3 separate regions of the Homo sapiens genome follow, and all the other regions are linked to region 3. Evidence: chromatin loops called from intact Hi-C (ENCODE). Cell type or tissue: ovary. All regions are shown on one strand. Links, peaks and the distances in the headings refer to the core of each region. The heading gives the core; the rest is flanking DNA.

Region 1 (3,134 bases), core at 324-2,823, 180 kb after region 3:
TGGCAGAGAAATGAGGTGCACGCCTCCTGCCCCAGCTCTCGTGGTTCTCTGTCGTGATGAGATTTGATCTGTAAGCCCTGCCTGGAACAAGAGACCTCCAGCCTTGGGGGAGCCCACTTTGCACTCAGCTGGGGGGCACGGTAGAACATGTGCTCACAGAGCAGGGATGGTGGGACCTTGTCCCTGCCATTCATTCTGGCTTTGTCCATACTCGTGGGACCTTTGGTGAGCAATTTAACATCATGGGGCCTTAGTTTCCCCCATAAGAGGAGGTCTGTGAAACCCCAGCACACAACAGGAATGACGACAATCATAAAGGCGTTCGTGCAAGTGACTGTTTGTAGAGCTTCTTCTGGGACAGGCACCGTCTGAAGCCCTTTATGTGACTTTATGCCCTCACCCCCACAGCAACCCTGTGGAGTAGGCGCTGTGATCATCCCCATTTGACAGTGAGGACCCTGGCTCCAGGGGGCGAGCGGCCTGCCCGGGGCCACACGCTGGTGGAGCCACTCTGCTCTGGGAGGAGGGGCTGGACTCTGTGATCCCGGCTGGTCAGGAGCACCAGCTTCAGGCTCCTTGTCCTGGTCCCCTGAGGGTCAGTTGCTCCCAACCAAGAGTGACTTTGCCACCCCTCCCCCCACCCGGGGGACATTTGGCAGTGTCTGGAGAGACTTTTGGTTGTCACGACTAGGGGGAGGGTTCCACTGGGTTCTGGCAAGGAGTGCCCAGGGGTGTGCTCAACATCCTGCCATGAACAGGGTGCCCGCCTCACCCAACAGGAATTATCTGGCCCCAAATATCTGGAGTGCTGAGGTTGAGAAATGTGGTCTGCTCACCAGAACCCAACCTCCCTGCTGTCCTATCCTGCACCTGTTTAGGAGGCTGGTCTGAGGCAGGAGGGCCCCTCTGGGATGGGGACGGTTGAGAAGCTTTGCTGAAGCCGCATCCCCTTGGGGGCATGAGCCAGCCCCAGCGGGTAGGCCAGTCCCCAGGGACTGGTGTTATACTCCATCAGTATCAACAGCACGGCAGAGACAAGGACAAGGGACATTTGTGGGCGCTGACTGCACCCTGCCTGAACTGTCATGGGCGGAAGCCCCCCAGCTCCAAGCTCGGAGCTGCAGTTGTGCCCATTTTGCAGGTGGGGACAAGTAAGGTAACTTGCCCAAGAACAGAGCAGATGAGATATTTCGGCCGGGCCTAGAGCTGCCCAGGTGACCTCACCTGCCACCTGCAGTGGACTTGGTGAGCCTCGGTCGCGTGGCGGCCTGCGGGGCTGGCTGAGTGCGCCTTGCCCAGCAGGCAGAGCCTCCTGGCGGGGCGGGCGCGGTTCCAGCGGAGGCGGCCTCCAGGCTGCTGATCCCCATCCCGGTTTCCTCCCACGTCTCCTTGACTGAAGGAGGGAAGAGCATAGATAATTCAGCTCCTTCCAGAGCAAACAATGGAAATGTCGGAGAGCAACGATTGGAACAGAACTTTTTGCTCAGGTCATAATTGATGTATTTAGGGTGAGGCCCAGAGGCTGTCTTGGGGCCGCTGGGGCCCCGGGAGCCCGGGTGCGGCCGCGGAGTCTGGGCGCCGGGTGCGTCCCCGGCCCGGGCCGCTGTTCTCGCGGCAGCAGCGCCACCTGGTGGCCGCTCGGGCCCGGCCCTTCCTCTGCCCGCCCCGCGCGGGGGGCAGCACCCCGACCTCTTTCCGGCTGTGGGACTCAGGCGAGTCCTTTCAGTTGTCTGAGACGCAGTTCGTCATCCGGAAGGTAGGAAAATGAAGTGGAAGCGAGGTGTCGTGTGCCAAGCCTGAGCCTAGCGGGGCGCTCCTTGCGGACGGTGACTTCCTGCTGGGGTCAGCATCTGCCGGGGCGGCCCTTTGGGCTCACTTCCCCAGGCCTCCCGAGAACGTCCCCGCAGCCGGCGCCTCCCTCCCTGCCCAGCCTGGCTCCTGAGGGTGCTCGTGTTCATTCCTTCATCACTGAGCGCCCAGCAGCCGGGGTCCTCTGGCCGCGTTCGCTGCCTCATCCTGGCATGGAGAGCAGAAGCCGGGATTGCTCCGTGAAGGGAGGAGTGGGGCTACTGAGGGCAGGCGTGGGCCAGGGCTGGGGCACAGACTCGGGCCCAGCAACCACCCGGCCCTCAAGGAGCTTAGGCTTTAGTGACTCAGAGGCCAGCGACAGCAACAGGCACATCCCCAGTAGGTGCCCCATCTGGCAGGTGACCGATCGCACGCAGGAGGAGGGACCCGGCGGGCAGCTCAGAGCCAGGGTCCCGCGGCCAGGATGGGGCTGGGACTTGGAGCTGGACGCAGCCTACTCGTCCACCCAAGGCCCACGGGCCCCCTAAGCTCCTGGCTGTTCCCTGAGGCCCGTGGGGTTACCCAGACCCCTGCAGGCTGGGCCTGAGGTTCAGGGGCCCGCAGTGTTTCCTCACCCTTGCCCTGGCCAAGCCTCCTGACAGCCCTGGGGAGCATTCAGCAAAGTGACCTTCTGACCCAAGGTGAGGGCCATCAAGCTCTTGCCTCCCTAAGGCCCTCAGATCTGCCCTCTCCACCTCATGGTGGGATCCCTGGGTCTTTCAGGCATGTCCTCAGACCCTTTCCAGCCCGGGCCAGGGGAGCCAAACAGGCTGAACCCGGAGGAAACACCATCCTTCTTGGGACCAGGCTCCCGGTGCTGCTGTGGGAGGGCCCCAGGGGCCTGGACGAGTGTCTGCCTCCTGCATCTGGGCAGCTCTGTGAACCAGCATAGCAAGGAGGGTCTCCATGTGGACATAGGTGGGCACTCATGATGGCCAAGGAGGACCCTGCACTCTGGAAGAGCCAGCCTGGTCCAGGGCCCCAGAGCACTCGGGCAGTGGAGCCCAGTTGGGAGCCCATGTCTGCAGTGGTCGATGTCACCTCCAAACAGGGGTGGCAGAGCCCTCCATGAGGGGTGACGACTGTCCTGGGGCCCCTGTAGAGGATCCGATCAGCCTCTTGGAAGCTCATCTGTTCCCGTGCTCTGAGCTAGGGTCAGCCCACTCAGGACTCCTCCTGCATCCTGGGCTGGATGGGCCCCTGGACTTCATCCACAGCCCTACTGCAGGCTTCTCCCGCCTGGCTCTTCTGGGGCCCTAGGCTGGACCTGGGAGTTCTGGGAGCTG
Region 2 (3,134 bases), core at 324-2,823, 78 kb after region 3:
AGAGAAGTCAGACAGCAACGTGCCAGTGACCTTGGCTGCCTCCACCCCAGACACCGCCGGTGCCAAGCCTCTGCCTGCTGCTGTCAGGCTGCAGCATCCTCCCTGACGGGCAGACGAGGCACGCCACCACGGGAGCCTCTCAGCCTCGCTGCACCAAGGAAGGCCCTCCAGGAGACAGAGGACAAGCGCCGGCACTGGGCAGCTCCTCCATGTGGCTGAGCGTGGCTGCCACCTGCAGCCCACAGCCAGCCCTTCCCCACCAGGCCAGGAAGAGCCCCTCCTGACCCACAGTCTCCACCCTGTGACTTTGCCTTGAGTTGGGTAGGAGTTTTCCAGGCCGCAGGGGATCCTGGGGGAAGAGTGGGCGGCGGGGGTGGGGGCGGACCTCAGGCATGACAGTTCCCCCTGGGTGTGCAGAGCCCAGGGCTGGAGGCAGAGAGCTGTGGGGCAGCCTCCATGGAAGCAGCAGCCTTGAATGACCCAAGGTGGGGATGGCGCCCTCCAGTCTCACAAAGAGTTGAGTGTTTCAGCAAGCTCGTACTGGTTGCAGTGTGAGGGAGGCTGGTGGGGGAGGCTGGAGCAATGGCACAGGAGAGAGAGAGGAGCTCTGTTCTGTCAGACCACAGGACTGGGGAGCAGGCGAGACTCATCCATTCAGTGGCGAGCAGATAGCCAGCCCCACTGACACAGCGGATGTGAGGCTTGGCCCAGGTGGGGGCTGGGGGGCCCAGGATGGGGCAGGAGGGCCGTGTGCTTTGTTGGGGGGTGCCAATTTGCTGAATGCCAGGTCAGAGAGCCTTTCTGCCCTGTAGCTGTCGACGTCCATCTCAGCTTCCTGTGGCTGCTGTACCAGGTTACCCACACCTTAATGGCTTAAAACAGCACACCTGCATTCCTCACAGTTCGGGAGCTCAGAACTCTGAAATAGGATTTTAGGGGCTAAGATCAAGGTGCTGGCAGGGCTGGTTCCTTCGGGAGGCCCCAGGGCAGAATCCATTCCTGGCCCCTCCCAGCTCCTGGGGGCTGTTGGCGTTCCTTGGCTTGTGGCAACATTGCTGCAGTCTCTGCCTCCCTGGTCACGTGGCTTCTCCTCTTCTATAGCCAGCTCTCCCTCTTAGAAGGACACTTGTGATAACATTTAGGGCCCGCTGGGACCATCCAGGTTACTTTCCCCATCTCAAGACCCCTGATTTAAACACATTTGCAAAGTCTCTTCTGCCATATAAGGTAATGCTCACGAGTTTTGGGGGATTAGGACATGGACGTCCGGGGGTCATGATTCAGCTGACATGTCTAAGTGTTGAACCTTGGGTCCTAAGGGAGAATGGAGAGAGGGCTTTGGCTGGATTTGCAGGGTGAGCCCTGGACCTGGCCAGCGTCTTGTGCCCAGACCTGTCTCTGTGTCTCCAACCGGGCACTTCCCAAGTGACTCCCCAGACCCCTGAGGCCAGGGCCTCTGGCGTGGTGATAGGTGCTCTCTCTCATACCCTGGTCAGCCTGGGCCCTGCCAAGCCACTGTTGCCGACTCACTGAGTTCAGCGCCTCGGCGCTGGATCCCTGGAGTCTTCTCAGCTCATCCTCTCTTTCCACCCTGGAGCTGAGCCTGCAGCCCAGGCCCCGGGAAACCCAGGGAGAAGCACTGATTGTGAAACCCGAGGCGGCTCCGGGAGGCGTGCTTCAGGGCTGAGCGCACCCTTGGCAGACGCCGCGGCGCTCCTGTCCTCGTGCAGACCGGGCCCTTGGGATGGCTGTTGGAGATGCCAGCGCGGTGATGTGGCCCACGCGGAAGGGGTGGGCGGGGGCCGGCGCTGGGAAAGCCGAGGCTGCACATTCTCCGAGGCTGGAGTTGCCTGGGGTCAGCCGGGGAGAGCAGGAGGGGCCAGCTCCCGGGCCTGGCTGGCTCTCTGGCTGGAGTCTGCTGCTCAGAGCGCTGCCCTGTGGGTGCTTCCCACCCCCTGGGCTGTGAAGGCAGAAGCGAGGCTTGCAGCCCCAGCGAGGGCTGGGCCCCCCTTATTCCACAGTGGAGACGTGCCAGGGTGTGCTCCCCCTCCACGGCGTCTGGGCCTGGCACTCCGCCTGACAGCCCCCACGTGCGCAGCAACTCCCCTGTGCCTCCGACATAAATTTAGTCCCTGAGTCTCAGGCTTGCCCTTCCCCCGCCACCTCTCCCCTCCCGACATGGTTTCTGGTTCAGGGGTGGAGCCGACCAGGTAAATGTGGCTGGCAAGGGCCTGGATCTTTGGTGGAGCACCGTGGGCAGGTGACAAGCCTGACCCGGAGGATGGTGGCCTTGGCCCTGGCTTGGCTGCAGCCCCAACTCGAGTGCAGGGGACAGTTCTGGAAGACCGGCCAGTGGTTCTGAGGAGCTGCATTAGGGCTGCTCCCACAGATGCTTCCAGCACTAGGTGGGTGAGTGGGGTGGGCAGCGGGCAGTTTGGTGCAGGGTTCAGTGTGCTCAGCCCCACCCGGCATGCTGCTGTTGGTGCAGGGGTCAGTGTGCTCAGCCCCGCCCGGCATGCTGCTGTTGGTGCAGGGGTCAGCGCTGGTGCAGGGGTCAGCGCGCTCAGCTCCGCCCAGCATGCTGCTGTTGGTGCAGGGGTCAGTGTGCTCAGCTCCACCCGACATGCTGTTGTTCTGGCTCACTAAGGGGCCCAGAGCAGCTCACCCAGCCCCTCAGGATCTCAGAACCTGGGTGCTGAGATCTCCACTGTACCTGGGTGCAGTGGCACAGGGGCTGCTGGAATTACGCAGGGCACAGGGCGCCTGCCCAGTGCTCACTGCGACACTTGCTCTCCGTCCCCTTTCCCTCCTCTGCCTCGCCATCTTCCACAGACACAGTGAATTGATACTTTCTTTCCTTCCCTTGGATCTGTGTTGGGAATGTCCTCCAAAGAGCTTTTCGGGTTTTGCACAAGGTAACAGTCCCTGGCATGCAGACAGTACACGGCTCAGGGGTGAAGCTGTGATCTGCTCACGGGGGCATCTGGCGTTTGATCAGCAACTGTGGGCTGGGCATGCCCCCTCTTTTCAGGTCCCCAGCATGGCAGAGGCAGGCTTCTGGGAGAGAGGCATGTGTCCAGGGCATCTTTTCATGTCTGTGACATCTGTGCCTTGGATGTAGGAGCCTGCTGGCT
Region 3 (3,102 bases), core at 1-2,500:
CCGCCTGCTCTGCCCCGCGCTGCTGCTGCTGCTGCTGCTGCTGCCGCCGCCGCTCCTGCCGCCGCCGCCGCCGCCCGCGAACGCCAGGCTCGCCGCCGCCGCCGACCCCCCAGGTAGGTGCGGCCCGGCCCCTACTCCCCGGGACCCCCGCCGGCCTGGCCCTGTCCCGCGTGCCCCGCCGCCCCCTCCCCAGGCGTCGTCCAGCCTGACTTGGGCAAACTCCGCGCGCCCCGCCCGGGGCCAAGTTGGCCAACTTCGGGGCCGGGTTGGTCGCGCAGGGGGCGCCCCGCACCGCCCCCGAGCGCCTTGGGCCGGGGGAGCCTCGGAGCACTGGCGGCTCCTGAGTCGCGGAGGGTGGGGACGGAGGGCCGGGAAAAGCCCCGCGGCCAAGAGCGCAGAGTCAGCCCCAGCGGGTCCGAGGGGGGAGCCAGGGCGAGGCGGCGCCGGGGCTCGCGTCCGGGGACGCTCCGGAGGAGCCGGCTGCCGAGCGCGTAGCCTTGGGCCCTAAGGATTGGTTGGGGCGCCCCGCAGGGAATCCCCGGAGATCGGAGGGACCCTGTTCCACCCCTCCCAGTCCTCGGGCGCTCGGGGAGACGGGGCCGGCAGCGGGCTGAGCGGGAGCTGGACAGGCAGGACAGGCCGCTCGTGCTCGGGGAAGCCGAGACTCCGCCGCTCCGGAGGCTGGCGGTGAGGGCACTCGGGCGGCAGGGGCCCGCCGAGGGGTCGTGGCACACGGGTAAGGGGGCCAACCCGGAATGGCTTCCGAGCAGCTCCACGTCCTGCCAAGGACGGTAGGTGCAAGGGTCGGGGGACTCTCTGACGGGGTCGTCCCTTCGGGCACGGGGAGGTTCCCACCGAGCCCCAACCCTGAACGGGGCAGGGGGCAGAGCTCTTGGCAGGCAAGGTCTCCGGAGGAGGGAACGGCTGGGGAGTGGCGGAGCCCCGGAGTGGTGGCCCTGTTAACGCCCCTTCCCGGTTGCAGGAAAGCCGGGGAGGTGCAGGCTGGCTTCTGGGGTCGCCTGGCGGAATGCCCCTTCCCTTCGCAGTGGGGCGGGGTCTGGGGGGGCGTGGCTTGCCGGCGGGTCTCTGAGGCACTGGGGCTCCGTGGTCTCCGCCGATCTAACGCCCCTTCCCGTTGCAGGCGGGCCCCTGGGGCACGGAGCGGAGCGCATCCTGGCGGTGCCCGTGCGCACTGACGCCCAGGGCCGCTTGGTGTCCCACGTGGTGTCGGCAGCTACGTCCAGAGCAGGGGTACGAGCCCGCAGGGCCGCCCCGGTCCGGACCCCGAGCTTCCCCGGAGGCAACGAGGAGGAGCCTGGCAGTCACCTCTTCTACAATGTCACGGTCTTTGGCCGAGACCTGCACCTGCGGCTGCGGCCCAACGCCCGCCTCGTGGCGCCCGGGGCCACTATGGAGTGGCAGGGCGAGAAGGGCACCACCCGCGTGGAGCCCCTGCTCGGGAGCTGTCTCTACGTCGGAGACGTGGCCGGCCTAGCCGAAGCCTCCTCTGTGGCGCTCAGCAACTGCGATGGGCTGGTGAGTACGCACTTCTCTAGCTCCTTTCTCTCCGCTGCTCTCGCCTGGGTTTTGGAAAAGGGTTACCTGGGAGTCCCTTGGGAGGGCAAGGCCTGCGCTGAGGACTTTCCGCGCCCTTCCCGTGCTTTAGTGAGCCTCGTGCTCCAACTGAAGGGCTTGGCTGGAAAGCAGGTTGTTTTGACTGGTCTGAGCAGGGGGCCATTTATGCATGGGGAGCGCCCGGGTCTCCAAAAGGCTCAGCAGGCAGGAGCGTGCGCCTCTCTCTTTTGCCTGCCTGAACAGGTCTCTGGCTTGCATCCGGGGGTGGGTCCGTGTATGTGTGTGTACCTTTGTGAGTGTGTGCACATGTGTTGTGGAACGTTGGTGTGTACCTGCATCTGGGTGCCCGTGCACCTGTGTGAACATGTGCGTGTGCCAGTGTCTCTTGTGCACGTATGTGTCTGGGTTTCTGCACATCAGTGTGTTGAGCATCTGTTGAGTTTGTGTCCGTCCTTGTGCATACTGGCGTGATATGTGTGTGGTGGACTTATGGGCTGGCAGTCAGTCTTCCTGTTTCCTTGCGTGCGGGTAATACCAGCCCAGGGAGCTGGCAGTGATGCTGAAATGCCCAGTTAGCCCTCTGCCCCTTGGCTGACCGGGAATCATTGGTTTTTCTGCTGTGGTTTCCTGTTGAACTCCAGCTGGTTCTTTGAAAAGTTGGTTTTCTCTATTTTGAGCTGAGGGGTGCATTTGGAAATGAAGGCTCTAGTGCCCATGAGCTGCTCGATCTTTTGGGGGCAGCGCCTGAAGGACAAGAGAGAGGCTAGGGGATCCCTTTTGAGACTGCCTGCGCCTCTCTAGTCCTGTGACTGGAGCTCTGGGAAGCTCTGCTTCCTGGAGAGGGCAGGAGGGACCGTGGCTCAGCACAAGGGGGCCTCAGAGGAAGCCTGGATCGATGCTGAGGGAGGAGGCTGACATTGGCGGTGCTCTGTCCGGCTGCCCGGGGCCTGGCACACAGCAGAGGCCACTGCAGTTTTCTATTTTGGATTGGGTGTGTGGTGGTCAGGCTGGCTGTGCTGGCCAGACATCTGAAGCCGCCCACCATGGGTTCCGCTCTAATTGCTACTCAGGGAACTCCTGCCCCGAGTGAGTGGCCACTCTCCCAGCCCCCGTGGCCCCTGAGCACGCCCGTACTCGGGCAGCTGAGGCTCATCCTACAGTCTGCAGAGCCGGCAATTACACCAGGGCTCTGCAACCACTGTCATTCTTTTTATGGAGACACAGAAAATATCACTTGTTGCTTTGGAAAATCACTGCCTTTGGCTGGATTTAGTTAGAACTTGGCCATATTGCAAACAACTGTAAATATCCCTGGAGGAGCTGGGTTAAAATGGTGAGCCCTTGACATCGCCCACTGTCTCTGAGGACATCCTGGGCCTCAGAGGTGTGTCCCATTTTACGCTGGAGGTTAATTTCCTAAATGAAAGGAGATGTTTGCTGCGGACTTAGGGTGAGGTAAGGTGGTGGGAGTTGACATGGGGTTGCAGTCTGTTGGTGGGCCAACACCTGTGTACTATGCATTCCTGA

What was found. Peaks named below come from ENCODE experiments on the same cell type or tissue, not always from the same donor. Only the 100,000 strongest peaks of a DNase experiment are listed, where the experiment ranks them.
Region 1: it touches region 3 in a loop (6-fold over the local background); 55 of 110 quality-filtered maps call a loop at or near these places.
Region 2: it touches region 3 in a loop (3.0-fold over the local background); 14 of 110 quality-filtered maps call a loop at or near these places.

Annotation. Positions count from the first base shown.
Region 1 is chr5:179,165,775-179,168,908 of GRCh38, reverse strand. All of the region lies in intron 5 of ADAMTS2 (ADAM metallopeptidase with thrombospondin type 1 motif 2), which reads left to right. Among named protein-coding and RNA genes, the nearest start is that of ZNF354C, 110 kb to the right of the region's middle. RefSeq lists a silencer at 1,497-1,706 and an enhancer at 1,320-1,821. In ovary, for the core only: a CTCF peak has its summit at 1,628 (motif pointing left); DNase peaks (open chromatin) are centred at 1,328, 1,638 and 2,298; H3K4me3 peaks cover 594 bases.
Region 2 is chr5:179,264,361-179,267,494 of GRCh38, reverse strand. All of the region lies in intron 3 of ADAMTS2 (ADAM metallopeptidase with thrombospondin type 1 motif 2), which reads left to right. Among named protein-coding and RNA genes, the nearest start is that of ADAMTS2, 80 kb to the left of the region's middle. RefSeq lists enhancers at 1,336-2,229, 2,230-3,125. In ovary, for the core only: no CTCF peak of the experiment used is centred there; DNase peaks (open chromatin) are centred at 527, 1,694 and 2,344; H3K27ac peaks cover 1,749 bases.
Region 3 is chr5:179,342,201-179,345,302 of GRCh38, reverse strand. ADAMTS2 (ADAM metallopeptidase with thrombospondin type 1 motif 2) reads left to right here. Exons shown (of 22, transcript NM_014244.5): 1 at 1-113; 2 at 1,142-1,536. Among named protein-coding and RNA genes, the nearest start is that of ADAMTS2, 1.7 kb to the left of the region's middle. In ovary, for the core only: a CTCF peak has its summit at 1,195; DNase peaks (open chromatin) are centred at 1,126 and 2,438; H3K4me3 peaks cover 1,895 bases; H3K27ac peaks cover 798 bases.